Linked DNA regions of Mus musculus: region 1 is linked to region 2. The links are chromatin loops, found by intact Hi-C in ENCODE. Cell type or tissue: left cerebral cortex. All regions are shown on one strand. Links, peaks and the distances in the headings refer to the core of each region. The heading gives the core; the rest is flanking DNA.

Evidence for each region. Peaks named below come from ENCODE experiments on the same cell type or tissue, not always from the same donor. Only the 100,000 strongest peaks of a DNase experiment are listed, where the experiment ranks them.
Region 1: it touches region 2 in a loop (2.2-fold over the local background); 3 of 42 quality-filtered maps call a loop at or near these places.

Annotation. Positions count from the first base shown.
Region 1 is chr1:169,368,993-169,385,868 of GRCm38, reverse strand. Gm34477 (a long non-coding RNA gene) reads right to left here. Exons shown (of 3, transcript XR_373695.1): 3 at 15,586-15,723. Among named protein-coding and RNA genes, the nearest start is that of Gm34477, 13 kb to the right of the region's middle. In left cerebral cortex, for the core only: no CTCF peak of the experiment used is centred there; a DNase peak (open chromatin) is centred at 11,010.
Region 2 is chr1:169,444,800-169,461,675 of GRCm38, reverse strand. It overlaps the pseudogene Gm5265. Among named protein-coding and RNA genes, the nearest start is that of Gm34535, 9.7 kb to the left of the region's middle. In left cerebral cortex, for the core only: no CTCF peak of the experiment used is centred there; no DNase peak of the experiment used is centred there.

The sequences.
Region 1 (16,876 bases), core at 6,030-14,029, 76 kb after region 2:
CAGCGCCCAGCATTGCAATATTCCTCCGCAGCCCTGCGAGCGGGTTTCATTTATTTTAAAATACCATTTCACACACTGCTGACTTTTAACAGTGTTCTGTGTGAGTTTGTGAGATTGAATAGTGACAGAAACAACACTTTTTATGAGAATACAGAATATTAAAAACGGGGCACAATATACAGATGGCAGTTTTCGCTACAGCTTGTTTTTCCCCCCTTGCTGCTGCTACTGAGCTTGCCCGCTGAATGCATTTGTAGTAACACCATAAATGTCACTTTCACTGACTGCCTTTTGGCATTTTATTTAAATGGAATTCAACTCTGGCTTACTGCTGCCAGGGTGGCTGTTGCTGCTACCAACTTGCTTTGTTGTGGTCTACTTTATAAAATCACCTGGTTGACTTCATTCCTCATGGAATGTTCCAGAACAGGAAATAGATAAGTAAGTGGCCTAACCCTGTTCCCCCAGCAAGGATCTAGGACTTTTAAAAGAAGGACGTCTCCAGAGGATGCTACTGTAACCGCCTGTATGAGTTTGGCCTTTGCAGACACCCCTGTGCAAAAGTATTTCTGAACTCCAGAATCACTCCTGGCAGAAGTTCACATGGCTTCCTTGTATTGGGTAAGATGTCAACATAGGACCTTCAGCATCTCCAAGGAAACACCGAGGGGCAGGGCTCTGAGCACCTTATCTGGGCCTGGTCAATTGCACCGACTCGGCATTCTTTGGTGGGCTGTAGTTCTTACACTGTTTCTCTCTTTCGATCCTATCTTGGCTTAACGCAGTAGAGCCTCTAGACACGATCAGGGGTGGCATTTTGCTGCCAACATGATGTTGACATGTGCAATTCCCCTTTCTCTCCATTTGCTTCTTCACGAAACATCCATTGCTTCATCAGTTTTGGAGACTAAGTAAAACAGACAGGGGTGGCGAAGCCTTTTCCTGGGAGAACCTGCAATTTGGGGAAAGCTAGCTTCCTGTCTGGGCCAAATGAGGCTGGAAATGAGCTGCTGAACACAGTCTTGGAAATGTGTCCACATCTCACAAACGAAGGCCTGAATCAGAGAGCCTAAGAGATTTCCAGCAGAGAGATCCAATGTTCAGAAAATTGGAAATCTTTACAGAGGCACATTAAACAAAAAAAAAATACAATTCAAAGGCTCAGAACTGGCAAGTCTAGACAGTGTCATCCAATGCTTTTGTGTGCAATGTCCCTAGAGACAAGCAAAAGATGTGGCTTTTTTTTTCCAGTAGCTCCAAAAGCATTTTCAGAGACCTCACTAGTTTCTAAAAACATTTAAGACTTGTCATCATCTCTTAGCAGCATTTCATTATAAAAGGGGGAAGAGTGAAAAAAGAGATGAGCATACACACACACACACACACACACACACACACACACACACACACACCATACACACAGTCATACACACACATACACCACACACACCACACACAGTCACACATACACATAAACACACACTCTCTCCTCTCTCTCTCTAACACACACACACACACACACACACACACACACCTGAAAAATCTTTGCTTTGGGCTATCTATGCTTATTTGAAATGAAACTTTTATAAACTCTTCAGAGGTGCTAAAATAAAGGTAATCTGGCAAGTTGGGCCATCAAATTATTTTAAATAAAAATTTGAAGTGAAACCATTTAAGGACATCACAATAAAGGAAATAGGGAAGAGAAAATAGAATTGGAATCAGGCAGGGACACAGTTTTGTATATTTGCAAATCTTGGGTAACACTGAGCATAGAAGTCTGTGTCTTCATGTATATTCCCAATATCAATGAGTAGAGAAACCATATAAGCAGCTTCCCTGGGTAGACTTCTTGGGTTCTGTGCTTAACTCTTTCTTGCTTGGCAGCCCTTCCAATCAGTCACTGGATTCTGACAGGAGACTTGCTCCAGATGGCCGTGGTCTATCTGCTCTCTGTCCTCACTGCCACTGAATTCCTTTGGTTCACAGAAGATGCATCTGTCTTTTTTCCTTGTCGCCAAACCCCACAAATCCATCTTTAATGATGCTGCCACAGTAATATTCTAAAGCAAACATCTAGCCAGAGCATGCCACCCATGGAAATTAGTGTTGCTCTCTGATCTGCCCTTGAAATCCCCATCCTTCTTCACTCATCCCATCTTTTACTTGACTTGATCTGTTTCTCTCTCTCTCTCTCTCTCTCTTTCTCTCTCCCTCTCTCCCTCCTCTCTCTCTTGCCTTTTTGATTCTCAAGAGCATTTGTCTTTTCCTAATCAAATGTTAAAGATCACATTTATATCTTTTGGTATCCCACCCATTGTATGCTAGAGGTTTGGATCCAGTGACATTGCCCCAATAAGTAATAGGTGGTCTACTCATTACCAAAAGGTTTCAATATTTGCACCAGTTTAGCATACATCATTCTTGAATGTTGGTAATAGTCCACCAGCTGTAACAAAGGTACATAAAGCACAGGGCATCAACCCCACTTTCTGCACCAGAATAGTCAACAGCTTATAAATGGGAGAAAAGTCCTGTATGGGAATTCTAACCTCAGGATTTGAGTAGAAAAATCTTGGGATATAGGTGAGATATTTACTTTCATGTCTGTCTACCTAAATGTACTTATTTTATTTTTTGATTTTCTTTTCTTTTGAGATTTGAGAGAGTATTAAGTTCAGGAACAGCTTTTGAGAAGAGCTAGGCATGTTTCCTTCCTTATAACCATTCAAAGGCTCCCACTTTGCCTGGCTTCCAAGAAGGCAAAGTTAGTGTTGGGTCTTTGGGGTGCTAGAGAGTTCTGTCTCTAGCCCTACTTCCTGTCCCCTGTATTTCTATTACTTTTTTTCTACTTTATTTTTGAGAAATTCTTACTAATTAGACACTGTAGTCAACATTGAACTTAAATCTATTGTGGGTGGAGATATCTTAACATTTCTAGGATAACACTTCCGCTTCTCACAAATTGGGAGATTTCTCTTTTTGTTGTCTGTTTCTAGCCTTTTGCTTTTTCTCTGTGTGTCTCCCAGCTTCTGTTCTCAGGCTGCAGCTCAGTAATAGTCCCTGATGTCACTGCCCATCTTCCTGACCTCTACTTATGATTAAAAAAATAAGTAAGAAAAATAAGAAGTAAGAAAAACCAGCAAAAACAAATTTAATTAAACAAAAAATACAGCTCAAATCTCAAGTCCTATTTCATTAGCATTTAGACATAGGAGCTGACAAAGGTCACAGAGACCACATTTGTGTTTCAGTGTGAGCCAGTGAGCCCATCAATAAAGGACACTAATTGCATTCTTTTCCAGGCAAGTGTGACCTATGTGAATGGCAGGAAGTTCATGTCCCCAGTGACCCTAGAAACACTGTCAAGGTGAAGTTGTCACAGGTAAAAATGACTCTGCTTCTCTAGAGACTTCCTTGCAAGTACTTGTTTTTTTAATTTTTTTTATTTTTAAGGGAACAAGAAATATCTTTTTCTGATCTCATTTCCTGCCTGATTCTGTAAGAAAAGGAATTTCAAAAGTTCTAGGCTGAAAATCTCAGTCCATTAAATACTTCCTACATCTCTCTCTCTCTCTCTCTCTCTCTCTCTCTCTCTCTCTCTCTCTCTCTCTCTCTCTCACACACACACACACACACACACACACACACACCACACTCTCCCGGCCTTCTGATTTCTAAACATATAGGAATAAGTTTCTCCAGTCTCTCACTGCCCCCTCAGTCAAGTCTAGGTCTCCAGGGCCAATCCTGGGTGCTTTACCCATGTTGTAGCCACTACACTCACAGCCAGCATCTACCCACAGCCAGCATCCACACCAAGCCCTGGAGCAGTGTCTGTCTTCTAGCTCTATTAGATTTCCTGGAAAATTCTTTTTTTCTTTTTTTTTTTGGATTTTTTAAAAATTAGGTATTTTCTTCATTTACATTTCCGATGTTATCCCAAAAGTCACCCATACCCACACCCCCCCAATCCCCTACCCAACCACTCCCCCTTTTTGGCCCTGGCTTTCCCCTGTACTGGGGTATATAAAGTTTGCAAGTCCAAAGGGCCCCTCTTTCCAGTGATGGCTGACTAGGCCATCTTTTGATACATATGCGGCTAGAGACAAGAGCTCCGGGGTACTGCTTAGTTCATATTGTTGTTCCACATATAGGGTTGCAGTTCCCTTTAGCTCCTTGGATACTTTTCCTAGCTCCTCCATTGGGGGCCGTGTGACCCATCCAATAGCTGACTGTGAGCATCCACTTCTGTGTTTGCTAGGCCCCGGCATAGTCTCACAAGAGACAGCTATATCTGGGTCCTTACAGCAAAATCTTGCTAGTGTATGCAATGGTGTCAGTGTTTGGAAGCTGATTATGGGATGGATCCCTGGGTATGGCAATCACTAGATGGTCCATCCTTTTGTCACAGCTCCAAATTTTGTCTCTGTAACTCCTTCCATGGGTGTTTTGTTTCCATTTCTAGGAAGGGGCAAAGTGTCCACACTTTGGTCTTCGTTCTTCTTGAGTTTCATGCGTTTAGCAAATTGTATCTTATATCTTGGGTATCCTAAATTTCTGGGCTAATATCCACTTATCAGTGTCCTGGAAAATTCTAATCCTCTCAAATTAACACATTCTCTACTATTGCTATTTATTTATTTATTTATTTATTTATTTATTTATTTATTTATTTATTTATTTACTGGTCAGGGTCTTATATATTTACCCCTACTGGCCTAGAACTTAGCCCCCAGAGGTCTCTTCAGGGAATAAAGACTTGTACCACCAGGCCCTTCTTAACATACCATTGTGAGGTCCAGAGGCAACTGCAACTCACCAGACTCCAAAAGGCAGTTCCTACGTCTAGAAATGACAGTCCTGGCTCAGCTCAAGCTGGACTCTAGAAGGATTGCTAAAAGCCTACAATTACCATTTCTCAGGAACCTGCAAAATGGGGGGAGGTCTATCTTCCAGAAAGGGGTACTTTTCCTGGATATAGCTGGGGCTGCATATCAAGCCCATGTAAGTCCTTTTAGTCCCTATACATGCATGTGCACACACACTCACACTCATGTGTACACACGCCCACACTTACTTGTCATACGTTTCAGAGCTCACAGGATCCTCCTGACCCTCTTCACCTCCCTCTCTCCTCCCCACTAGACTAATTCCCAGGCAGTGGCTGCTCAGGAGCAGTCCTCCCCTTAGACAGCAGCTCCAGCTCTTTGTTCTCTATGTAATGACAAGGTTTCTCCTGCTGGCCAGACTATTCTGGGGATTCGCTCTTTTGCTAGTCTGGCTTCACTCACAGATAGCCCTGGCCATGTCCAGTCTGCTTCTTTATCTCTCTGCTCTGGACTCTTGCCTATGAATATTCTTTCTCTCTTCTCTACAATAAAAGAGTCTTCCCCTCAACTCATAGATCAGCCATTTCACTGCCTTCTTTAGTGACCCTCTGGCTTACAACTTTTCCTTTCCTCAAGACATGACTATTTGCTCCTGTCATTTCAGTCTTTAAAAAAATGACCTGGATATTTAGTAAAAGGTCTTGGCAACCCCTGAGCCACTTACGATCTGGAGGCAATTCAGTGGTCTTGTTGTCATTTCTGAAATTACAGTCAGTGCCTCCAAGTTATAGGTCATTGTATGCTTGACTATGACTCTTACCTGTCAGTGCCTCTCTGGGTTTCTATCTTCCCATCAGCCTTCATCTTCTCACAGGTTTTCAATCTTGCTTCTGTTTCACATTTTCACTCTGCTCTTGTGGCCTCCCATTTCATGCTGTCTGAACTCCAGGGTTATCAGGGACAGAAGCATGTTCAGCCTTTTGTCTCTCTCCTTCCAGGACAGCCACTGAAATACATCTCAAGTCCTTTGGTGGGAGTTGGCCCCTCCCATCCAGTTCTCATGATTCCCTTTCATGCCATTTCTAGAGCTGTGCCATAAAATCCCTTCTCATTCCCCCATCTCAGTTCTCCAACACAGCTCTTTCAGAGCTCAAATTCTTTTTCTCAAATTCCTGATATTAGCAGTAAATCTTCCCTACTGAGAAATAGAAGCTTGTGGGCTCCTATGGTCACCAGTAAGTCCTCAAACCATCACGAATTAAGCCACCTTATATCTCAAGGGAGCTCAAACCCATGCTTCATCTCCATTGTGTTTCCTTCTCTGATGTCTGAGACTCTGAACTCAACTATCTGATAGTTTCTGTTGATTATTGTTCCTTCTAGTCAATAATCAGAGTACACAGAAGTGAGCGTGTTAGAGTTCCCTCTTCTCAAAGGAACAATGGGAAATAGGCTTCATCTTATATTCAGTTTGAGTCATACCAGAAAAAAAGGCAGATTGTATAAAATATAGTAGGTAGAATGAATAGGGCTTAGCAACCAGTTGGCTATTAGGAAGAGTGAGGCTTCTAGGGTGAGCTGAGAGATTCTGTCTAGGTGACTGGCATTCTAAAGTTTCCTATGACAAGAAGAAATACAGAATAAAAGTTGGGAGTTTATGAAAGTAAGGTCCCTTGTGGACACATGGGTAGGTAAATGGGTCTTAATCAAGTTAAAACACACGGTAACAAATGACAATAAAAGTGAAACATAAAGCTACAGATAACAATGAGAGTTTCTCAACTGAAAATCTTGTCTCAGAGTTAGCTCACTAACACAAGAGCAAGAGTAAAAGCCTAAGGAACATGTAGCTGTTACCTGCCCCTAGCTTGTATGCAAAATATTCCTGTCATCTCAAAAAGGCTTGGTGACCCTGTACAGCAGTCACTCTGCCCCTTGACACAGCTTTGTCACAGCTTGGCTTTCTGTCACTTCAGATCAGCTTTCTCTGGTTTATAGTTTCATTTTCATGAGATCATAGATGGTTATTCTTATGGCTATCATCAGAGTTTTGTAACTCTCACGCTCTAATCCATATTCAAGATGTCATTTTTTAATACTCAGGATTCTCTCATTGTATATGGGACTGCTTATTTATGTTGCACTTAGACGGCTCTTACCAAAGAGAGGAATTGGTGCATCCCTATGGTAAGCATGGGCTTTGTTTTGTAAGAAACCAGCAAAATGTTTTCCAAAGAGGTTGCAACTTTCAAAATTCTGATCAGGACCACAAGAAGCCTCCAGTTGTTGGACCATTATTGTTTCTTGTTTAACTGGAGTTATTCTAGAGAGTATATTGTAGTTTCCCATTAAAGTTCTAAAATGTTTTTCTTCATGTTGAAATGGTCCTGGCTTTTCTGGTTTATTTTCTAATAATTTTTAAATTAGGTTTCTTTTGGCACTATAAAGTGGGTTGAGAAGCATGGCCAGCCTTTACTTTCTAAAAGTATTTGTACAAATTTAGTAACAGGTTATTCTTAACTGTTTGCTAGAGCCTACAATGTAGTCATTGTTAGCTGGAGCTTCCTTTGTGGGAAGGAATTACTAGCACTATCAACTAATTTAATAGACATATGGCTATTTTTATCAGTACAGAAATGCATTTTGGTAGTTTGGGTAAGTTGTCCAAGAAATTTGGACATTTTCTATAAGTTGTCAAACTCATAGGCAGATGGTAATGCTTAGCAGCATCCACAACAGGTATCATGAAACTAAAAACCAGGAAACTAAAATAAGAAACAATAAAAAAGAATTAGTTTTTTTCTTATAAAAAGCTGATGTGGCTTCCAGGAAATCACTAAGTAGATAAGGTAAGCATGGACTTTATTTTGTAAGAAACTAGCATATAAGTATAATGCATAGATCCATTATGACAGTCTTAAAAGGAGCAAAGAGAGACAAGAGTGCATTTAAAGAAACAATGTCATAGGGGTCCCCAGATCTGGAGACAGTGGGGTAATAAGTTAATGTGCTAATGAAAATACTACCCCCTACAAGACTTCCTCCACAAATGAAGGAGAGATAATGATGTTCTCAGACAACCAAAATCTGTGGACATTCATTTCTACTAGACCTAGGAACCATGAGAAAGCAAGCTATTTGGTTTGAGCTGGAAGGATGCTAACTATCAACATGGAGGCTTATAAAACATAAAACTCACTGCAAAGTAAAAATGAAGCATGATTTATAATGCTCCAACACAGTATCAGAGGTATATCTCACTGAAAATTGATGACAAGAGCATTAAACAATAACCATATGTATAATAATCATTGGCATCCAATTCATGAAAGATTTGAATTGTGACATTAATCATATAAAATACGGGAACAAATGCAGTATAGATTTTTTGCATAGTCATTTAACCTATCAGATTGATATAGACCACTACAAGTATGATCACTCTATGATAGGTTTGTGTCTTTTCTACCAAGAAAAAAAAAAACCTTGTATATCCACATTAGGAAGAAATAGATAAATACATACCAATAGAAACACTATAAAAATACTCTATCATAAAGAAAACAGAAGAGAAAGAAGCAACCAGCCAGAGAAAATTTGAAATAGAAGTAACAAGGTATTATTGTCAGTATTTACCTCAAATGGAAACAGAAGAAAACCATCAGTAGAGAAACCCAGTGTGTCTGGTATCTGTATGGGTAGAATTTAAGTTAAGCTGCTTATACTTTTAAGAGATACATATAGGCTAAAAATAAGGGGATGAGAAAAAGCAGTGGCATCCCAAATATGTAGAAACCAGAGGATGGCAGGTACTTGTCTGCATTTATATCTTATCTATATATTTGGCTATATTACTGCCCGTCTGTGACTGATACAATTATCAGAGAAATGGTAAGGTCCCAACCAAATAGTTTATCTCTCTCTCTCTCTCTCTCTCTCTCTCTCTCTCTCTCTCTCTCTCTCTCTCTCTCTCTCTCTCTACCTATTAGATCACTTTTCAACTGAAGTATCTTCATTTTAGTTTTAAAGATATAATTAAGATCTTAGATTGGTAGAATTAAAATAAATGAGAGTGGGTCTACTCTAATCAGTAATCCCTCTATTAAGACTCTATTCTCTGGTCAAACAATGACTGGCCAAATTTGAGACCCATCTCATGGGAGAGAGCCCACCTCTGACACTATTAATGACACTCTGCTGTACTTGCAGACAGGAACCTGGCATAACTGTCATCTGTGAGACTTCAGCAGCTGATGGAAACAGAAGTAGAGACCCAGAGCTGAACATTAGCCAGAGCTCAGGGAATCTCATGGAAGACGGGAGAGGAAGTATTGAGGAGCCAGAGAGGTCAAGAACACCACAAAAAAACCCTACAAAATCAACTAACCTGGGCCCATAGGGGTCCACCGAGACTGAACCAGCAACCAGAGAGCATGCACAAGACCCACTTAGGAGGCCCCCTACACATAGGTAACAGATGTGCAGCTTGGTCTTCATGTGGGACCTTGAAGAGCAGGGATAGGGGCTGTCTCTGACTCTGTTTCCTGTCTTTGGATTCCTTTCCCCTAACTGGGCTGCCTTGTCTAGCCACAATAGAAGAGATGCCTAGTCCCACTGCAACTAGATATGCCAAGACAGGTGACAGCTATAGGAGACCTCCCCTTTGTCTGAGAAGAAGGGGAAACTTCAGTTGAGATGTAAAGTAAATAAATAAATTAATTAATGAGACAGAGAGAGAGTGGGAAGGGAGGGAGAGAGGGAGAGGGAGAGGGAGAGGGAGAGGGAGAGGGAGAGAGAGAGAGAGAGAGAGAGAGAGAGAGAGAGAGAGAGAGAGAGAGAGAGAGAGAGAGAGAGAGAGAGAGAGAGAACTACACATTCTCTACAGAAAGGGTTTGAAGAATGAATGGGACCTGGGTCCTTCACCATGATTCACCATGCCTACAGGATTTGAAGTAGCCATTTCAAAAGGCAGGAAATAAAGAAGTCCACCAACCATAAGGGACTGAATTTTGCTGAGTGAGTGAGTTTTGAAGCAGGCTGTTCCCTAGGGCAGACAGATGAGATGTGCATCCGTGGATATCACGACTTCAGCTCTGTGGAGCAGAAGTTGACAGCTGAGTTTAGCCTCTCTCACCTTCACCTTCAAGCCCTTGAAAACTAACCTGATAGGCGACAATTATTTTTAGCTACTTTGTTTGCATAAAAAACAAATGTACTGTTATTTCTTCCTCCCAAAGTGGGTTTTCCCCAGCTTCCCATATTTCTTTTAAAAATATCTTTCTTCAGAAAAAGAACATAAAAGTTGGGTGGGTAAGATCTGAGAGGGATTGCAGAGAGGGAAAACATAATCAAAAAATACTGCACAAACATTTTTTTCAATAGAAAAGTTTAAAAAATCTCTCTCTGTGTGTTTATATATTTAAGTGTGTGTGTGTGTGTGTGTGTGTGTGTGTGTGTATGTGTGTGTGTGTGTATGTGTGTGTGTGTTGTAGCCTGTGTATTAAGGTCAGAGTAGAATTTCAAGTGCTGGAGCCTGCCTTCTACCTTGCCTGAGACAGGGTTTTTGTTTACCACCATGTGTGCCAGGCTAGCCAGCCCATGACTTCCAAGGATTCTCAGCATCTCTGCCCATTTGCTACAGGAGCAACGGAATTAGATATGCTCACCACTGTGTCCAGCTTTACAGGGGTTCTGGGAATCCAAGGTCAGCCCCTTTGACTTAAACAGTAAGTGCTTTGCCCACAGAACCATCTCCTCTTGTCTGTCAGTCTGTCAGTCTGTCAGTCTGTCTTGTCTGTCAGACTGAGAAGCTGAGATTCTGAGGAAGTTTTGCAGACAGGCATCTGACAAGCTTCCACAGCAGCTGTATCACGGTGGTATCCCACAGGAAGCCTCAGAAGCATTTCTGCAGTTGCTCTGCAAAGAAAGAAGTGTAACCCCCCGGGAGTCATAGGTTGAGACTGTGGAGTCCTCACTAGCACACCTGTTCTGTCCACAGCTCATCTCACCCCTGTGAGCCACGATGCCTGGTTCTCTCCTTTCTAAAGTCATTTTCACTCTTCTCCAGCCATGTGGGAACCACTGCATACTCATGCTCATCCCCCCAGTGCTTTATATCTCCTGCCCCCAGAGCCACAAGGAATCCCTTGTTCCAGTATGTGTGAGTCACAATGCTCCAGCCACCCACAAAGTCTTTTCTCTCATTGCTTCTATGTATGCCTTCACCTTCTTTCTTCCCAATTTGCTTGCAATCATTTGTTCATAGTTGTATCCCACAGTCTTCACCCCATGTGCACTTCTCTTCTCTCTGTGTGTGCATACCTATGTATACATGTCTGTGTGTATGCATATGCATGTAGAGGCTATAATCAGGATCTTCCTCGATCAATCTCAGCCACTTATTTTGTGTCAGGGTCACTCACTGGACTTGAAGCTCACTGATTTGGCTAGGGAGCTCTGGCTCTGCCTCTCTAGTGCTTACCAGCTCTCACTCCCACTTGTAGCTCTTGGGTGTGGAGAACAGAACTACATGGGTGCTGGAGAACAGAACTCAGACTCTAGTGTTTGCTATATAAACCTTGTATTGACCGATCTATCTCCCCAGAGTATAAGCCCATATCTTAAAAATATTTATGTTACTTAAAATGACTCCAGGAGAGAGAGGAGGGAGAGAGAGAGAGAGAGAGAGAGAGAGAGAGAGAGAGAGAGAGAGAGAGAGAGAGAGAGAAACATCGTTCACTAATGCTCTATACAGCCTGCTCTATCTATCTATCTATCTATCTATCTATCTATCTATCTATCTATCTATCTATCCATCCATCCATCTATCTATCATCTATCTATCTGTCTGTCTGTCTGTCTGTCTGTCTGTCTGTCTGTCTGTCTGTCTAACTACTTTTGGGGCTCAAGAGGGAAAGATGATTCAACTGAAAGCATCAATGTATTTTGGTGGAGTCAACCAAGGAAGGCAGTGAGGCCTCTCTGTGGACAGAAGTGGAGGTGGGTTGTTTTGAGATGTTTCTAACATCTGTTATGGTTAGTTTTTATGTTCTCTTGTCATGAATAAGAATCACTCCCTCAGAGACCCTCAACTGAAAAACTGTCCTGGTTGCCTTAACTGATGTGGGAAGGAAGACTCACCCTGGTGGTGACTGCACCTACTGGTAGCAGTCCAATGAAAGGGCATGGCAGAGGACCATTTCTTGTCTCGTTGGTCTCCCCACTAGCCTCCACGTTGATTTATTGCTCCCTATTGCTGCTGCTGCCCATTCCTTCCCTGATATCAGAATCAGTGCCTCTAGGCTTCCATTGTGGACTAAGGACCCAGAGATCTCCAGGAACTTTTGTGGTTCTGGTGTCAAATTGGGACTGCCAAGGTTCGCAACCTTGTAGATTGAGCAACTACTAAGTCACTGGCTTTTCCAGTATGAGACAGCCACTGTAGGACTTCTCCAGAGGCTCCCAGGTTCAACAATGGAGCTACTGTTGGGTTCCCAGTGTCTAAGGTGTGAGTCACCTGTTGTTGCTACTTTAAAGTAATATTTAATATTTGTATATGTATCGCATTCTTCAAGAGAAAGATATTCTAGAGAAAGATGGACCAATAAATTCCTTTTCTTAAAATGACTTGGATGGTTTTTTAAAGTCCAGATTATATGTTTACAAAATGAAGTAGAAACTTGTTTCTCTGTACTGGGGCGTATTTATACTGGCATCTTTTCTTCTTGGAGTGGTTGGGATGAGTTGTTATGGCCATCTGGGCTTGGTGATTGCATTGCAGGAGGTTTGGATTTACAAGCTGGAATTCAGATGTTCTGTTTTTATTGTCTTTGGGTAGCTTGCATTTTTTCCATGAATAGATGATTTTAATTGAAAATTTCAAATTGAAAAGTTGTACTAGTACTTTGTGGGTGTAATGTATATCTGACAATGTCTGTTCTCCATGGTTTATAAGGGCTCTTTCTCTGTCTTTTTCTCTTTTGATCAATTTTTCCAGGGATAATTAATTTCATTAGTTTTTCAACAGTTGCATTTTTGGTTTTGTTGGTGCTATGCTGTGTATGTGATTTTCGATTCATCAATTTCTGGTTTTGTGTTCTATTTTTTTTCCTCCTATGCCATGGGAATAACAAGACCTTGCAGCTGTATAATTGGTTCTTTGACTTGAAGCTTTTAATCATCTATTAATACATTTAAGGCTATGCATTTACTTCTAGTCATATATTTGGCTGCATCCACTATTCCTAAAATGACATTTATTTATTATTTTGGATGTATATGTGCCTGTGGACATGCACCATGACACACATATGAAGGTCAGAGGACCCTATCATGTGGATTTAAGGACTGAACTCAGGTTGTCAGACTTATTGGCAAGCATCCTCACCCATAGAGCCATCCAGCTTTGTAAGTTTCATATATTACACTTTCATCAGCATTCATGGTTTCCAACTTCCAGCAAGTTTTCCTTTTTGATTTGCATCTTACCTAAAACATGTATGACAGGCTGAATTCTCTTTTATTATAGACGTCTAGTGTTAGGCATCACACACAGAAGCGATTTCTGCATGATTCCTATGTTTTAGACTTTGCTGATGATGGCCCTCTGGTCAGGTTTGGGAAATACTTTTGAGCAGTTGAGAGAACACTGTACTTCACAGTTATTTGTCCAGTGTTATATACACGTCAGTGAAAACGTTGATTAATCATGACATTCATGCATAGACGGAATTATATTTAGCTGTAAAGAAAAATGAAAATTATGAAAATTTCAGTAGAATAGGTGAAAGTGGAAAATGTTATAAAAGGCTCAGAACGAGAAGCACTATATGTTTTCTCTCACATGAAGATCTTATCATCTAATTGTTAAATAAACGTATCCAGGTAGAAATAAATATAGATAAAGGAGGGTGAAAAGATATGGCAGGGAACCAGGGCAGAGGGATGACAAGAGAGCAGAGGTGCAATCAATGAAAATGAAATATGTATGAAAACCCGACGTTGAAATCTATTACTTTGTAAGCTGATTAAACATTTTCCAGAAAGTTTCTTGATGATGATGTTCAAATTTGACATGTGTCCTTCTGATGTATAGTAGTTAGCTTGTCCTACCAGTTTTGAGAAGCATTCTAAAATTTCAATCTCACGTAAGAAATTTATATTCATCCTTCACCACTGTTAATGTTTCTAAATTATCGGGTGTTGGGGGCAGATTATAAGCCAAACACACATTTAAAAGTGCACATATCCTCCCTGGAGAACACCCTTCTCAGTTTACAGAATGGCCTTTTCTTCTAGAAGTCTATGGCTGCCTGCGATCCCTTTATTCTTTTTTTCTATCACATGGGCTCAGGCATGCTTCAATTAAGAGCCATGTGAGTACTGTTTGAAAAGAAAATTCACAGAAATAATTTGAACTTAGGATGACATTTTTCTCTGTATGTGGTTTAGCCAGCCTTCAGAATCTGCTGTTGGCCCAAACAAAAGTGAGTCATAGTTCCGTTTGTGGTCCCTTTATTGATGCAGAAAATCAAATATGTGTATGTGGCCTGAAAGCAGAAATAACTTTATCTAAAGGATGGCAAAAGGACAGACAGAAGAGGGAGAGGGAAACAAAGAGGGGAGAAAGAGGTCTATGCTCAACATATAGTACATACATATGTGACAACTTTTAAAAATAAATTTTAAAAAGGTTTAAGGAAGTTTGGCATTTCCCTGGGTCATGCTACATAGTTAGGCATTGTTGTGTCTGCTCTTTGGCGGTTGGTATAGAATCCAAAAGGACGTGTGCTCACTTGGCTCTTCTCGGTCCAATCAGGGCTTCAACTTTGCCTTCCTACCCACTGAGAGCAGGAGATGCTGCTGAGACAATGGTTCTCAACCTGTGGGTCATGACCCTTTGGGGGGAGGGGATCAAGTGGCCCTTTCACAGGGGTCACATGTCAGATACCCTGCATATCAGGTATTTATATTACCATTTATAACAGTAGCAAACTTACACCTATGAAGTAGCAACAAAAATTAGTTTATGGTTGGGGAATGACCACATCTTGAGGAACTGTATTCAAGGGTCACAGCATTAGGAAATGAGGAAGGTTGAAAAACATTGTACTGGGGGAAAATGTCTCCCATATTCTGCTATTTTTTTTTCTTTTTTTGGCTTCTTTACTCATTGTTAGTCTGCTTGTGTCTTGTGATATCTGATAAAGATCTTGAAAAACTGCAGCTAACTTCTGCTATGCCCTCTTCTTTACTGGGCTTCTACTATGTTCTATGAAGGTTGGAATAAAACTCCAACAAGGATTCTGATGGCTAAACAACACATCATATATAACTTAAAGTGTTTCTCTTTAAAAAAGAAAAAAAACCAAAACAATGTTTTGAATTTGGCTCCATTTCACTATTCCTACTGATGCTGCTACAAACTCTATTTATTTCTAGTTGGAACCAAGGCATCATGTTTTTAATTGACTTCTTAGTTTTCTCTTATCCTCTTTCAACCCATTCCTCATCTGGCAATTGGATTCTTAAATATGTAAATTGAGTCCTGTTATTCATGTGTTGAAAAAAAAATCTCTCAATGATCTTTCATCTCAGTGTAGGGATAAAAATGAAAGTCTTGATTTTGGTGTTTGTAAAGGATTGTGTTTATCTGTGAAAACAGACTTGACAAAGATATTTAAACAAGCTGAAGATTATTCTTTCCTGTAAAAGCACGTTGAAGGCTTTGTGGGGGATGGGGGTGGGTGGGCGTGGTCGCACAAAGTCCAAGGACATCTGGTGCTTTACTTCTGATCTTCCTGGCAGCCGGCATTGGCTTCTGTCCCTCAGGATGACTCTGTCTGTGTCACACAGGCCTGGTGTATCTCCAGTCATCCCAGTTATTTTTCACCTGAGGAGAAGAGACAGAAAACATTGCAAAGAGGCTCAAGCTTTGCCTTGCCTTGTAGGATCTTATCTGGAAGGTTTCACTGGAAGATGCCCATGCGTATCTCCTTAGATAAACCTAATCCCTTGTCAATATCTATATTCAAAATGGGCAAAAGATAACAATTTATTTAAATACATTTCTAATTTCCAAGCAAGTGAGGCTTCCACAGGAAGAGTGAAGAGGGGAGAAACCTTCAGACCAACTATATAGAAAGTTGACAGTCAACTGAATGGCAAACCATCTCTCCCTTTGCCTCTGCCAGCTCTCTGACACAAGTCTTCTCTTCCTATCACCTGGCTGTCCAATGGTCATGCTTATTCTGAGAGAACTGAGATTATCTTCTTATCTTTTTCATTAGTAATCTTAATTAGATTACCTTTTTCATTAGTAATCTACAATACTTAAGTGAACTCGGGAATCTCTCTCAGGAGCCTTTTGTCTCAACAGCTGTGCCGGGCAGCTAGCTATAAGTGTCTATATAAGTTCTTGCTATCGGTTTGTTTTCAAATCATTCACACTATTCATGAATTATGAAGAGAAAGGACCATCACACATAAGACTATCCAAAACAAGGCAATCAAATGAGAATCCCAGCCGAATTTCTAGTAGCTGCACAGAACAGATAAGAAACTTCTCCCAGAAGGCAATTGTTCTGTCTCTGAGCATCTTACCTTCCACTCAACATTAAAAAATCCCCTCAGGCTAACATTGTTCATTACCAGAGTTTCTAGTTTTTTGCTAGTTACTTTGGTTTATAATGAAATGCAAACATCGAAGCCTCACGGGTAGGCTATTGTTTAGTAAGTAATTCAGAATACAGAAAGTAGGACTTGTCGTAACATAAGAAAGTTTTACACGTGGGCCTTTGAATAGTAGACTGATACAAGATGATTTTTTTTTTTAAATTTACATGGCTTGATAGTTTAAGTTGATCGTCAATTTGACAGGATCTAGAATTGCCTCGGAGACAAATCTCTGGGTATATCAATGAGGGGTTTTCTAGATCTGACTAATTAAGGAAAGGCATACCCTAGCTGCCTGACCAGATGGAAAAATAATGAAAGGGCAGAGTCATTCACTGCTCTCTGCTCCTTGAGTGCAGATCAGACTGGAC
Region 2 (16,876 bases), core at 5,789-13,788:
ATTAAAGGGGCACAGCATTGGGAAGGTTGAGAACCGCTGCTCTAACATCTTCTTTCTCTCCTTTTCCTACATGTTCTTGTTTACACATGCAGAATTGCTTGCTCCTCCCTAGATAGGCCAACACCTTTGTTATCGTGAGTCTTTTCCCTCCACCAAGAGTGCCCAGTGCTTTCTTTTCCACTCAGTGGGCATGCACTCAGTAAGACACTAGTGTGGTTTTCATTTGCCTGGTCCTCCAGTAAAATTTTTTTTTCTTTTGCTTAGCCTCCAACAAAGCTGACATCCTATGTCTACGAGTTCCCCTGGATTTGACTAAGTTCATAGCTCTTTGCATATTCCTGTCTCAGTCTTCTGTTGAATTTTTCTCCCAGATATTAATTCTGTAGAAAGCCAAGACCACCCTAGAGGCCCCCTAGCAATTAGATTAACACTTGGCAAGTGAATGTTTGTTGATTTATTTGAAAAATGTTGTTTTTCTAAAATCAAAAAGTATATACAGACAGAATGAAAAAATGTTTAAAAAATCCCAAAATCATAGAATGTTTAAAAAGTAGAAACTCCTGACCATCCCTGTCCATTGTAACTGTGTGTTTATAGATGTGTACACACATGTGTGTGTGTGTGTATTTTTTTAAAACAAAAGTGGCTCAAAATACACATTATATTTATTCCCTCAAGTCACCAATGAAGCAGTCATCTTTCCATGTCCATACTTAGAGATGTGCATCATTCTTTATATAGTTTTAAATTTTAAATTAATAAGGCATGAAAAGGGGCTGGGCAGCGGTAGAAGGGACTTTCTCAGCATGTGTGCTCCTGGGTGCCCTGGGCTCAATCCCAACACTGTAGGAATAAGTTGATTCAATTCTCCAGAGTCCAAACTGGTCAAGATATCAAAGGTTGGGAATAGCTGGAGAGACCTCAACAAAGATGAGTCTGGAGTCTGGCAGAGAGAGAGATGGTAGACATTTTGAATTTTGCAGAGGGGAGTAGAAATGGGTGAGGTAGCCTTCATAAGGCAGATGGTCTGTCTTAGAATGTTCCAGAAGGCAGTGAGCTAGAAGGTGCAATAGAACGAGGACTGAAAGGGACATTAAATGCCTGAGAAGTTTGTTTTCACCAGATGCTGATGGTGGTAGTAGGGATGGGTGGCTGGGTGACAATGACTTGGGTACCTGTCTGGTGGCATTTGGGATGCAGTGTGGACCCAGGAGGAAGAGATTGGTGGCTGGAGTCTCTGCTATTTCTCTATAGAAGGGAAGGAAGAGACACTTTTTTTTTGTTGTTGTTGGACACCAACTTGGATATCTCCCATGACTACGTTGATGGCTCCTTCCACCAGCCAAATGAGAAGGTCACTGTCAGCCATGATGTGACAACACAATGGAATCTCAGATCACTGTGCATGTGGCCTGATGCCAGTGGGTTTCAATTTGAGGTTGCATCTGGTTATTTGAAGCTAGGATTTCTTTTCCCCAATAGGGACAGCTGTGTAAAAGGGAGGAGAGAGGGAGGCATTGGTAAGGAAGTGGCTGAGATGTGTGGTAAACGTCTAACTAGAAGCCTGGAAAGGGAGACCAGAGTAGACTCTGCTTCTGGAGAGATTCATGGTGGGAACTCAATGAACTCTGCCTTTAATGGTCTCCTATTAGCCTTTTATCACTTGGCCTGGCACTTGTGAGATCAATTTTGAATTTAGATTTATTGAGGAAATTGACAGAATATGTCATAATATAGGCTTCAAAAATATTTACGCTACAAAGTATCCTGAAGTCTCTCTCTCTCTGCATACATACATACATACATATATATATATACATATATAAATATATATATATATACACACACACAGACACACACATACACTCAATTTTATAAATGAAACTTCCCATGACACAGCAGTCCATTGGCAAGTGTGTTCAGCTAAAGGCATCCTCACAGTCACTGGAGTAAACCTGCCTTGGGGAAAGGATGATGGATACTCAGTCTGAAGAGGAAATGCATGGGATCGTCCTCCTTCCAGGCCATCTAAAGCTCGAGGGTCACTTCCGCCGAAACTTCTTTTGTTTGACTTCACCTGCATGTGAGCCTCGTGCCTCTAGAGGGCACTGTTTACTTTGGAATGAAGTTCCTAAGTTTCAATCGCCTTTCCCTCTGGGATCTACTGTTTTTGCTGTATAGTAGTCATACTTTGTTTTCTCTCAGGAGGGTTTTTCTCCCTTTTGTGCCTGTGTATTTGTGTGGCTTGTGCGTATGTGTGTCCTTTAAAAGTGAATGCAGTACTTCTGAACATGGCAGATAATTACTCTGACCAGAGCCTGTCATTGTCTAGGCAGGCCTTTTGAAAGCTCTTCCTCCCAGTCCCCACCCCTTATATTCTCTCACCACCCTTTAGTCTGACCCATGATGCACCTCCCCCAACCCCAATTATTTCAGTCTGGGGGTCACCGTCACAGCTCAGCCAATGCATCTCAATCCTGCCTCACAGCCGCCTGGCCTAGTCCAGCCCGGGGCTCCCACTCAGGGCAACTGAGGCTTGATTTATGACACCCCTTTCCTCTGGTCCTGGACTCTCCTGGGGCGAAACTGCTGATCATGCCACATTTTCAAATTGGTTCTGCACTGCAAACCAATGTCATGAGGGACATAATTGGGTCCTGAAGCCCATTTTCGACAGTGACCTCCCTCGTTCTGGAGCTGACCTCTGCTCTCTGGACATGAAGACAACCTGATTGTCCTTTTTTAGGTTGCAACGGGGAGAGGGGGTGGTATATGGGTGCTGCTTCTCTGTTGCCTCTGCCTGAGATGATCTGTTGTCTTTCTGTCTGTCTGTCTGTCTGTCTGTCTGTCTCTTTCTCTCTCAAGTCATTACGTGCAGTGATACACAGTACTGGGCATTCTAGCACTTGGCATGAGGGTGCCCCGGCACATTCCTCTTCTCTTTCCACTTGCCAGAAAGGCCACACTGCGTTTGCACACATGGGGAACGGGAAAATGAGTGTCAATAAATGGTGGGAAGAGACTTGGTCCATGATGGATGTGGGTGTTGAGGAGCAGGGAGGGGTACTTTTTGGTGAGGCAAAGGGAGCTAGTGTAGTGTCTCAAGGAGGACAGAGAGCAATGGCCACCTTTCCAGGAGTGGGCCTCCTAATTGGGAGGGTATCCTCTGGGTACCTCATTGTGGAAGCGACAGACTTGGTTTCTGTGACCTCTTGAATGCTACCCCACCCCCTCTCTTTCCATCTTCAGTGCTCTCCTTTTCCTGATATCTTGGTCCATTTTATCGGGAAGACATCCCATCAGCATATGATGCTGCTGTTTAGAAGGAACAAGAGATACTGGACAGGGGAACGCCTGGGGCTCATCCTATGGCAGAAGTGATGTGACAACTGAACCTATCATCTAGCTGGGTTTTTTTTTTTATTATTATTACTTGCTCTGGGAACAACTTATAGTGCATTATTGTGTTTGTTTGTGAGGGTAGTGTTGATAATATAATGACAATGTTTCATAAATATGAAAATTAATTAACAGAGCAGCTATTCTTCTACCTATAGAGTTATTGAATGGCAGAACAATTTAATAGGAACTCTCAGCCTCCCATATCACATTTAACTTTATATTTTAAAACTTGTGTGACTTATTGATTATATATATACATATATATGTGTGTGTGTGTGTATCCAGTATTTTATGTATATTCTTAAAATTCTTTACAGTAACTCTGCCATGTATCTAACACTCCCATTTATATAGACCAAGATCTAGTCTGTATAATATCTAAAGCTGGCAAAGTGATTGACTTGAAAGAACAATGTCCTAACTTTGGTCCACCAGAACACAGGTTGAAATGGCCTGGGCATAATTGCTTAGTTGTGACAGTCTATTGCCAGGGAGAGAAAGACAGATATTTCCCATGCCTATGGGGGAGATTATGCCACCACCCCCCCACACACATAGAAGTAGATAGCACTTGAGAAAGGACAGCTGAGTCTGTCTTATGGCCTCCAAATGTACATGCATGCATACATGTACACGTGTATGCAACTAAATGCAACTGTACATACTCACACCAACATTAAAGGGCTTTATATGAATAAGCTAGGTGTTTTAGGTTTCAGAGTTTAAGTTAGTTACATTTATTATGGGGTCCTCAGAGGTGCCAACCATATCCTAGGATATTTAGAGCTTAAACTGAATGCCTGGGGGGAAAGCTGCATTTACCCAAAAGCATTACTCTGTAGTAGTAGACTGGCAGAAATAACAAGGGGGAAGTTATAGGAAATTAACACCTGGAGGATTCTTTCTTCTTCTTCTTCTTCTTCTTCTTCTTCTTCTTCTTCTTCTTCTTCTTCTTCTTCTTCTTCTTCTTCTTCTTCTTCTTCTTTTTTTGAGAAAAGATTTGAGCCTGTAGCTCTTGATGATCTGACCCTTTGTAGCACATGTTACCCCACGCTCATGAAAATCCTCCTGCCTCAGCCTCCCAAATACTGAGGCTACAGGGATGAGCTACCTGGCTTTGGGAGGTATTTTGAGAAGTATTGTATCCATATCTTAGACAGCTGTCCACTCAGCAATGCTCTGTAGGGGGAACACAGGGTACTAGAGAACACACAGGACACAGACAAGAGCTGGGACCCAGCCAGGCTCCTATCACTTTCTATCGGTAGGCATGTTTTATGAGCAATTTAACCACACGTGAGCTTTGTTTTCTTATTTGTAAAATAGAAATGCTGGCTCTGCCTGTCTCGCAGGAGGTCTAAATAGTGAGGACCACAGAAACCATTTATGATTACTGTTGATCATCTGGGAGGTGGGACCCAGAGCTAAAAGGAAGAGGCCAGTGTACTTCTCTATGCAACGTCCTGGGAGTTGGAGGGGAGACGAGTGAGGAGCGGGCTTTAGAGGTAGATGGGGCATCAGTTACAGTTCCTGTGGTTATGGCAAAAGCAACTTAAGAAAGGAGTGGCTTATTTTGATTTACGGTTCAGGGGAACAGGTATCATCCTGGCAGGAGCATGAGGCAGCTGGTCAAGCTGCAACTTCAGTCACAGAACAGAGGTAGGTCAACCCATGGGCTGGCATCGCCCATGTCTATGGTTGATCTCTCTGCAGGTCAATGTTTCTGGAGATACACACATATGTCAACGACCCATTCAGAAGTATGTTTCCATGGTGAGTCTAACTTTCATCCGCTGACAATCCAAACCAACTATCTAATAGGGAGTCGATTAGCTTCACTTGGAGAGGGCTAGCTAGTCAGGACAGGCTGGCGCTGGCTAAGACTTTGAAGGATCCCTGGACAAGAAGCAGGGAAGTGATGCCCAGTGAGGTGAGGAAGAACATTGAGATACAGGCGCCTCTCACACAGGAAAACACACTCAGGAAACAAGACAGGAAGGATTAATCTATGCATTGTAACCGACGCCCAAGGATTTCTACTCATTCTGTAAGAGCTGCTTTCCATCTTAAAGGCAATTTGCACACGGGACCTTCTTTGTAGTTCAGCTGATGAAGCCCTGTTCTCGAGGCAATGACCACACATTCATACGATTTTTAAATGAACCATCAGTTCTAGAAATGGTAATCTGAAATTGGTAAGGCTTTCTTCTGACTTATTGGGGGTTCTCCTTGGGACTCAGACCAAATAGTCACCAGAGACAAGGCGCCTGATGCATCTGTGTGGAGTGGAGGCACAGAGGAGGTACAAGCTAAGGTGAATGGTTTGGGTGACTTGGCAAGGTCACACATGTTAAGGGAGTGGCAAGCACACACCCTTGCCTGCTCTAAGTCTCTTCCATCGGTACCTGGCTGAGGAGAATCATTGTAGTGTCTTATTTGTTTTTTCTTGCTTGCTGGGTCTAACTGGTCTGCCATGTCTGTTGCTGAGGCTGCAATTTGATGAATACATGGGTTCAGGAAGTACCCTTGCCCCACATTCTGTGGCCGAAACTAATCCCTATTTTTGGATTTGGGTTCTGTCCTTGGCAACAATATATATATATATATATATATATATATATATATACACATCTATCTATAATCTTTGATTTTATGATTTGGTTAGTGAATAATGGATGGCTCACATAATAATGCCAATCTCAGATTTTTCTTGAATAAGTCTGTCGTTTTTTGACCCAAATCAATGTAAAAGAAAAACCAAATAAGAAGTGGCACATGTAATGAGGTGATATGAATGCCAGGGAGGGCAGCCATATGTCCCCTGTGTCACACCATGACTTCCTCTGGGAAATCCTCATATAATAACACATATGCTCCCTTTACGGTATTAGGCTTGGCTCTGTTTTTTTCTTCCCCTTAAAACTTGTACTGGCTGGTTTTGTGTCAGCTTGACACAAACTGGAGTTATCACAGAGAAAGGAGCTTCAGGTGAGGAAATGCCTCCATGAGATCCAGCTGTAAGGCATTTTCTCAATTAGTGATCAAGGTGGGGAGAGCCCCTTGTGGGTGGGACCATCTCTGGGCTGGTAGACTTGGGTTCTATAAGAAAGCAAGCTGAGCAAGGCAGGGGAAGCAAGCCAGTAAGAAACATCCCTCCATGGCCTCTGCATCAGCTCCTGCTTCCTGACCTGCTTGAGTTCCATTCCTGACTTCCTTCAGTGATGAACAGCAATGTGGAAAGTGTAAGCTGAATAAACCCTTTCCTCCCCAACTTGTTTTTTGGTCATGATGTTTGTGCAGGAATAGAAACCCTAAGACAAAACTCTTACTGCATTCGATGGTGTCTCTTTTATGAAGTTTATCACATATTGTTTCCATTTATAATATTTGGGACACATCTAATAGACCGTAGTTTGGTTGGGAGAATGAGATATATTTTATAAATTTCTGTTTCTACATTTTTTTTTTAAATTTCAAACACCAGAAGTGTTCACTTAAGCACTTTTGGATATAAAAAGGAACTGCTACTTTGTTAAATGGTCATACTATCAAATTGCCTTCTAAATATTTATGTTAATATGCATGGACCCAGGCTACTCTCAATCTCATTTAGAGAAGCTCAGTTTGCCAATGGAGATATGCATAAGTGGTCCCAGTGTGGAGGATAAGAGACTCTGCTCTAATCTGGACACCTATATCAATACCACCCCCACAAAACAAAACTCTCCACCCAGCAAGGTCAGAGAGCATCTTGGGAGAGGAAGTGGAAAGAATCTAAGAGCCAGAGGATGCAGAGGAGTGCTGCGTGACATGTTGTCTTGTGGACATGGCATGGGAGGTGTACTCATGAGCTCACAGCAGCTGTGGTTTCTGTCACAAGGCTAACAAAATATCAAGCCAGCCCCAAATCCCAGCATAGATAGGGTAGATGATCTTCAGGCTAACCCCTTACTGAGGAGCCATTGGAAGTTGATAGTTAATCATTGGGAGTTGGCAGTTAATAGAATGGGAATCACTGTTGTTGTTGTTTTTTTTTTTTTGGAAGATGTGGCCCCTGGTAGGATTCTCATGTTCCAGGGGATGGCTTCATATCATGCACATGTGGACAGCAGATTTAGTGGCTTTTCAAAGCAAAACAACAACAACAACAACGCAACAAAAACCCAGGGAACGGGGAGGAAATATGAGTGACAGTCCTCTGAGTTAAGCAATTGTCTCCTTAGGGCATTCAGCTATGCCCTCTTGCAAATGATTATCCCAGCCCCACTCCCTGAGCCTCTGCTGAGGACTCAGCTGCCTCCCCCTCGAGCCCCCTTGCTTCCCGTCGCTCAGTCCCTCCTGCCCACCTTCTCCCACAGCCGCCTTCAGCAGGCCGTTTCCACCAAGGAAAAGGAATCGTGTCATATGTCCGCTATCCAGAACCTCCACTCTTTCGACCCCTTTGCTGATGCAAGTAAGGGTGATGACCTGTTTCCTGCTGGCACTGAGGATTATATCCATCTAAGAATTCAACAGAGAAACAGCAGGAAGAGCCTTACCACTGTCCAAGGGATCGCTGATGATTACGATAAAAAGAAACTAGTGAAGGTGTTTAAGGAGAAATTTGCCTGCAATGGTACTGTAATTGAGCATCCAGAATATGGAGAAGTAATTCAGCTACAGGGTGACCAGCACAAGAACATATGCCAGCTCCTGATAGAGACTGGACTGGCTGAGGACGATCAGCTGAAGGCTCATGGGATTTAAGAGCTTGTGACTCTCTGAAGCTCAAGTGAGGATTTCCTTGCAGTGAGTAGAATTTCCCTTCTGTCCCTTTTCACAAGTTTAAAAACCTCACAGCTTGTATAAGGTGATCACTTGGGGTCCACTTTTAATTTGGACTAGTGTAACTCCTTCATGCAATAAACCGAAAAGAGACAAATACACACACACACACACACACACACACACACACACACACACACACACACACACACACACATCCCATATATATCCCATATATATCCCAGATGGGCTTGTTGATGGTTTACACCACATCTTTTCCATAGAAGAGTTAAGTAGGGTACAATGTATTTTCCTTAGTATCCAGCTGCTCCCTACCACCTAGCAGTTCTGCACATGGCTTTTGGAACTGCTAAAGTATATAGAAACACGGAAAGTTAAGAGTAAGAGACCCAGTTAGGTAGTTACAAGGAAGCCCTTATCTATGCTGAGTGCAGCTTCTCAGGTATGGCTGGTTGAGGAAGGAGTGCCCACATTTTCTAATTTCTTTGCCTATGCTCTCTATAAGGAACAAACTTGTTGACCTTCAGAGCCAACTTCAGTGGAATCATGTCTGAGTTGGTCATTGGAACTTTAGGAGAATGGGTAAGCATTCTTTATACCCCTACACAGAAATTTTAGCCAGAGGAAGAAGAAGGGGAGAGTAAAAGACAGAAGTAGGAGGTAGATGTAATCATATTTCATTGTACGTTTGTGCAAAATTCTCAAGAATATAGCAATGCTGTTTAGTGAATGAAAGAGTAGAGCCATAACATCTCCACCAATTCTCTCTTCTCTCTGCTCTAGCACCCCAGTTTCCCTCTTCATTAGTTATATCCATTCATGTGCAAGCATTCTCTAGCTTACTCTACCCATACCCAAAAAAGATAGGGTGTTAACATGTCCTCTTGACCTGCCATCTTTCTCTAGTCAGAGTCTCCTGTTGCCCATGATACAAATCTCAGAATTGTTGTCCCTGGTCCCAGTACAGCCCGCACTCCCTTCAGGCTTTTGTGTACACTTCTTTACTTAAGTGCCTCAGGGAAACACCCCCAGAACTACACCGTAAGTTCAATGTCATTCCTAGTCTTCCTCTGTCCTTCCCAGGGTGGCACTTGACAGGGTCAGTCACTGTCCTTGTTCAGTTTGGCTTTCTGAGTGCCACACACCTCGTTTTCTGGTGTACTGGCTGCTTTGCTGGAGATTGTTCTGCCTCCCCTCCCCCAACCCTTGCTGGTTCACTCTCATATGTCTTTAAACTCTAGAGTAATCCACAGCACATCGCTCAAGCCTTCTCTATTGTGTCCTTTTCCACTTGTTAAGTAACAGCTTCCAGCCTCATGGTTCATGAGCTAGAAACCACTTGACTCTAAGTGTGACCCGAGCTTTGCTCAGTCCAGCTGCCTGGGCATCACCATTCCATCTCCGGTGTTGTGAGACATCTCAGACTCTGGCCTCAGCTCTTGTTATCCCTTTCCACTTGCTTCCCCTCTATCCCTTCCAGTCTGATAAATGGCATTTTCTCATTTTCATTTAAGTATGTGGTGTGTGTGTGTGTGTGTGTGTGTGGTGTGTGTGTGTGTCGTTTTTGTTGTTGTTGTTGTGGTGGTGGTGGTGGTGTATGGTTCATACATGGGAATATCCAAATGCATGTGCCTGTGTGCATACATGGAGAGGCCAGAGCAGGATGTCTGACTTCCCTCCCTAGTGCTGGGTAATGGGCACCTGAAGCCATGCTGGGCTTTTTACATGACTGCTGGGGGATTCGAACTCAGATCTTCTTATCCACTGAATTACCTTCCTAGGCTCCATTTCTATATTTTTCCATGAATTAAAAACTCCAGTCTACATCCTTAAATTATCTCATATTCATAATTATTTTATATTCTCTAACTCATTAACCAATCCACTCTTCTATTGTATCTGAACTGTTCCTTGAAAATGCACCCTGGCTCTAGTCGTTTCTTTCCCCCTTTGTCTCTATGCTGTTTTTAAAGCAGCGGACACACACTTCACTGCTTTCACCCTGCGTCCCTACAGTGGAGCCTTCAGCTAATCATTAAAATGAATCCTTTGAAAACAAATAAATCTATGATTTTCAGCCAGTGGTGGCAGAGAAAATCGAGACTCTCTAAAACTTACCTGTTCCTGCGGCACAATCTCCAGGAAGAGGATGTGGAGGGAGGCAGTTTCCGTCCCAAAGTCTGAGGGAGTTTGGTTGGAGGGTGAGGTACAATAGGCATTGCTATTAGGCAGAACTATGCTTATAAAGAAGTAGACTCCTGATCCCACTGTCCAAGCTTGGGTTTTCTGTCAGAAACAGAAAAGGTTTTGTTGGGAGGTAGGCAGCTCCCAACCTGGAAAGGCATGTGGTTGAAATTATAGAAAAAAGACAAAACGTCTTGAAGAAAGCTACTGGATGGAAGGCTGGAACGACTCTTGTGGGGACTGGGGAGCCCCTGTGTGTACCCACAGTTACGTTGGTGCTCATTTATCAGAGTAAATACTTGCCTGGCCACATGGTTAGAATGTTCTGACAAAACATGCCAGATGTTACCAATAAAGAGAGCCCTTCTTTTTACATACCGTTATTGGCGTAATATTTTGTCTGGTTGCAGCTCTTGTGGAGGCATTGTTGACAGTTTGATGGACTAAGTACTCACTCTAGGTCTGATTGCATCTCAGTCACCAAAACCCCAAACTGAAAGGAGGGGAAGAGCTAGCTATCTGTCTTGACTGAAAAATGTAATAATAGCAGCTCAGATAGGATACCCGAAGTAAAATATGGTTTCACATGGGAATAGTCCCAGAGGCTGCTGTATAAGCCCTAGTAGTTGGCTCCCAGAGTTAGAGGATATGAGAGGTAGATTATGTGTTCTCTGCTGAAGATTAACTACAATGAGGAAAGATGAGGGAAGCAGAGGGAGAGCTGACATTAACTAGCAATGTGGAATATACACAAATCCGTCTCTAAGGACATGATCATTTGTACATGTTCACAGCCATCTTGGTAATAATGATAAAATGTAGGAACTACCATTTGTTTAATGAATACTTTTGCTAGATACTCATGTCTATAATATTATAAATATTGTACATAAAAATATATGTCCATATGTTATTCTGCAATATATATGAAATACATTTTATAGGTAGAGGGATGTATAATGGATGGATAGATAGATAAATGGATAATAGTTTTTTTCCTTTCATTCTTTTTTTTAAATATTTTTATTACGTATTTTCCTCAATTACATCTCCAATGCTATCCCAAAAGTCCCCCATACCCCCCTCCCACCCATTCCCCTACACACCCATTCCCACTTTTTGGCCCTGGCGTTCCCCTGTACTGTACTGGGGCATATAAATATTTTTTTTAATTAACCCACAAGACAGGCAACAATACCCACTTTCATTTGCTTTACAGAACTCCATCTTCTTTGTCCATTCCCCTCCCTTTGTTTTCTTTCTCCTCTTTAGGCATTCTAAGCCCCTCATCTGTGTCATCTACAGAAATGTCAGGGCATACTTTGGTCAGTGCTATGAGACATTTTTTTATTATTATTCTGAGGGATAATAGGGATATTAGGAACTTGAAGCCTTCAGAGTCTTTCCTCCTCTGCAGGTTGAATTTGGAATGGAATGGTTGCAAACCTGAAGCTAGAAACAAAACTCCCAAACAAGAACGAACACTTTTTTTTTCTATTGGCACGTATTCTGTAGAATAGTGTGTTTCATAAGGACATTTTCATACAAGTATATACAAGTATATACTGTATTCTGACCACACCCCCTTTCCTTCTCTCTTCTCTCTCCTTCCCATTATTCTCCTTTGTTCCTCAAGATAACCTTTCATCTACCAACACTCTTATGTACATCCATGTGAAATACTTATTCTGCTAACGTCATAATCAAATGGTGAAACTCATTTCCAGAGGAGTGAGGTATGTAAGGGGTGACAGGTTATTCTCTGAAGATGAAATTGTCTCTATTTTGTAAGTGGGAACTGAGTTTCAGAGTAGTTAGATTAGAAGGCAAAATGGTAACCAGGGAGAAGTGCATACAATTCAGGTCTGTTTTGACAGATACTTTCTTCGGCTTCTATTTGTAGCCTACAACTCACACATCTTAAAAACAATCCAAATGAATGACCCAGCTTTGATTCCTTTGCTTTGAATCTTCCTGTAGACCCCAGCTGCTGAAGCTATGTCAGAGGTGGGAATGGCAGCCCTGTGTAATATGCAGCACGAGAACCTGCAGTTCATTCTATAACGAGACAAAAACCTGGCTTGAAACTGAATAAGTGATTGAAACACTCTTTCCACATGGAGCTGGATTCACTTTTCCACACAGAGGCTGCATTTTCCACTCCTGGTACCCAGTCCAGTCCCAGGTATGGCTGGCCACAGCTAGAGAAAGTAGCTCTTCTTATTCTGGCTTTGGGTCTTGCACATGGGACTTGGGGCATGTCCTTTTCTCTGGGACAATGGGTAGTATTTACCATATTAGAAATCTTTTCATACCTTCTTCTCCCATTCTTAACTACCTCCACATCCTCCTCTCCTTTTGCGAATACTGCAAATATCAGGGAAAGCATGCCACATTCTACTTGCCTTTTTATTTCGTAGCTAACAACATTCACTATGACTGAACAGAAGGTGAGTATTGCTTCATAAACTGAGAAGCATAAAGTAGGGTGAGATTGAAACTCTTGGAGCCCTAGTTGAATTCCTTTAAACATAAACTGTGGATATTATTTCATTTTCCTTAGGATTAAACCTTGTTCCTTTTCTTGGAGGTGCCCTCTTCATTCCTCATATGTTGTCTCTTATAAGTGAATTGCCCTGACAAAGACAGAGGATGGATCACGTGATGCCTGGCCAGCTATTTGTGCAGTTAGCAGTAACCAGAGGAGTAGGCATGCTTCATTGATGTACCAGTAAGAAGATGGAAGGAAAATGTCAAGTCACAATACATACCAGGAGGCCAGAGAGTTGTTAGAGACAGAGGAAGAGCAAATGATTTTAGTTCTCTTTAAATCAGGAAGTTAGAGAAAAACTGAATTATCCTTCCCCATGGGAAATGCCCCATTGGTAGGAATATTCCAAGAAGCTTCAGAGATTAGATAGTCAAAATCCCCTCTGCTTCTAGGGTAGCAATGGTTTGCCCCACACATCTTTATCGTTGAACAACCATAGTTGTTTGAGTATTACATTAATGGCTTTTCAGTAGCAACACTTCACTCCAGGACAGGCTGTCATCTTCACAGACTGGTCCCTCCTCTACATGCTCAACTTTGAGACAAAACAATTTAAAACTAGGCCCACAGCACATAGCCTACTTGCAAATTAAAACTTAGAATTTTGTTTCTTGCCAAGTTAGAAAGTAGTTCAGATGTGATTAAGGTGCTGTCCTTGAAATTTGCTAGGAAATACTTTAACTTCTGATCCTGCTGTAACCTTTGGTCCAGGTAAGTAAGACCTTGTCAGAAGCCATCTAGGAAAAACTAAAGGCATGCAAGTGACTTTTCTTGAGATGGCCTACCCTTTTGCATGGCTTTAGATGGGTGAGCTAGGAAGCAAGGTCTCAAGAGACTTCATCCTAGGATTGCTTCTTGCTGCTGATATGTCTTTTCCTGTCACAATTAGATAGCCTTAGGATTCCTGCGCATTATCCCCCTATTGGGCAGAATTTTCATAGATTAATGTGAAGATGTACTCTCATGTAGTAATATTGTGTAGACATATTTATTATTTCATAATTCTTAATAAAGATTTTATAAAATTTTTAATCTTAGCCGGGCATGGTGCTGCACACCTTTAATCCCAGCACTCGGGAGGCAGAGGCAGGTGGATTTCTGAGTTCGAGGCCAGCCTGGTCTACAAAGTGAGTTCCAGGACAGCCAGGGCTATACAGAGAAACCCTGTCTTGAAAAAAAAATTCTAATCTTAAACAAGTAAGACCTCTAAAAGCTGCAAATAGGGTTCTGTAAACCTTCATGTGTCATAGGCTAATTGCACTAGGATAAGGAGGCAGGCTTGGCGCAAATTTATGTTCAGTGAAAACATTCCTTCTAGGTTAGATGTGAAACCATTATCTGGTAACTAAAGGTTATAATCTGGAAATGGACATTTATTGGTACAAGAACAAAAAATAAAATATTGACTGGTTTATCTATACAAAACTTCAAAATAATAAGACACTAGGTAGATGATTTGTCTATTGACAAAACCACTGTGACATAAAAATTATTGCTTTAAACTTATAGTGAACTTATAGGTCTAGAAGATAGATAATGAAAGTTTAGTCAGGTACTAGTCTTAGTGGAGAGACATTTAAACACTTCTGCTGTAACTCTGTCATTTTATTTTTGTCTTAGACTTGTTATGAGATTATGAAATGTAAAGATGCTTGCAAAACCATGAGATCAATAATCCTGGGAACTAAGGAAGATAATAACAGAAGGGTGCAGTTTTCTTCAGCTTCATCTAGTATGTTTGTCCTTCCTCTCTCTCTCTCTCTCTCTCTCTCTCTCTCTCTCTCTCTCTCTCTCTCTCTTCCTCCCTACCTTCCACCCTCCTTTCTTCTTTTCTCTGCCCCCCTCCCCCCAACAAAGAATTAAGAAACTCCAAGTCTCTCCCTTGGCCAGTAAGAGGACAGAGTCAAAGAGAAAAGAACCAAAGTAACTAATCTTAACCCTCAGGTGCTAACAGCGGGCGCTAATTACCAGAAGCCAGAGCCTTTGACCTTAGAATGGCAGAGTTATAGACAGAAGAATCCCCAAAGATAAAACAGATTTGGCCCCATCTATTGCTTACTTCATACCCATTGACTTCTTTTCTCAGGAAACCCTGAGGTGTTGGGGCTGGCAAGACCTCTTCAGAGGAATCAGATTCCAGTATAATGAGGTTGTTTGAATTTGAAAACAATATTGATATCAATGATGGTTTAGCAGTACTTAAGCTTACAGATCATAACTTTGTGGCAACTTGATCTAATCTCACTGTCTAGAGAACAAATGGCCACTTTCCTGCTGCAATGTTACATGGAAAGGGGAGAGGCTGTGCTCCAGCCTTCCTGTCTTAGAAGGGCCCTAGTGTTGTCAAGGGAACGTCAGGCTCTCGAGCAGTTCTATTGACTTGAGATTAGACCTTGCCTCATCTCTCCTTCTGAGGCTCAAAGCCTCCTCCTTCTAATATTATCACATTGGGTTTAGGAATTCAATATATGATTCTTTTTAAAAAAGCAACATTCCATCTGTAGCAGTAGGCTTTACAAAGAAGACAACAAGAAAATTTGAATGTCACATGAGGTCTCATTGTTCACAGTGACATTTAATTTCCCTCCAGAAACCGCACCATTTTTGTCTCCGTGACTCTTACTTCTGGTTGTTACTGAAAAGTAGTGGAATCCCTTTCAAGCCACCAGCTTCCAGAGAAGAGTATAAATGTTCACACAAGAATTTTTCCAAACTTGTAGAATATAGTGACTTCAGTATCTTGTGATATTCCATCCCTTACTAACTTTTCAAAATCTAGGAAGTCATTTCTTCAAAATGGGCTCTGTGATTTACTCTAGTACCCCAAGTTTCTTTCGCTAACTTAACTTTGGAGCTCCCAATTTCTGTAGCCTAGATTGACAAATTTGTGTCTTGTTCTCTGGTGTCTATACTGTGAATTCTACTAGCTCTAAGATTTCTTCTTGTGTATGTTTTAGTTCCAGTAGGTTCCTTTTTTTCTGGGGGGGGGGGTGTTTCTTCTTATTTTTATTACTTTTTTGAAGTGTTTACTTCTAGTTTTAATATCTTTGTTGTCCTTGATAACCTTTTTTACCAGGAGCCTCTGGGGCTAATGGGCTTTCCCGTTGTCCACAGAGGGTACCACAGAGAGCAAGGTCACTTCTCAGTGGTCCCATGCATTGTTGCTACAGTCATTTCTGACCACCTGCTCCTGTGAGCATGAAACAGCAATTGTGGGTCCAGGTGAGTCACTGGGTTTATCTTCGTGGACAAGGAGGCCCAGGGCAGGCAATGACTAAGGATGAAATGCTACCCTTTAATGGAAGTGTGGTTTGGGGCTGAGATGATGAACTCAAAGTGATTTTTAAGTTTATGAAATGCTGTGTGTGTAACTAGTCTCATACCTCTGGTCTAAATGAACCACAGACACCAACTAGAGGAACCATAGACAAATCTAAGACAAAGGGCTCCCTGGTTTCTATTATCACAGGTCATCTTTACTCCTTTGGTGAGCAGCAGACAAACATCTCCATCACCCTGACTCCCAGACCCCAGTTATTCAGTCTCACACCAATGCTTAGTGCTGGGTTGAAGGATTTCACCGAAGTGATTAAAGTCTTAACTCACTGGATGTTGGACAGGTCAAATGGTCCTGAATTAATGATGCAAGCTCTTTAGAAGTAGTCTCCTTCTGGCTGGTAGAAAAGGGAGAGAGGTTTGTGGGATAAGAAGCATTTTACGTGCTGGATGGTGGTTGCACATGCCTTTAATCCCAGCACTTGGGAGGCAGAGGCAGGCAGATTTCTGAGTTCGGGGCCAGCCTGGTCTACAGAGTGAGTTCCAGGACAGCCAGGGCTACACAGAGAAACCCTGTCTCGAAAACCAAAAAAAAATAAAAAATAAAAAAAGAAGAAGCATTTCACATGTTACTACTGGTTTTCCAGTGAGGTGGCCATGGAAAAGCAGGACCTCACA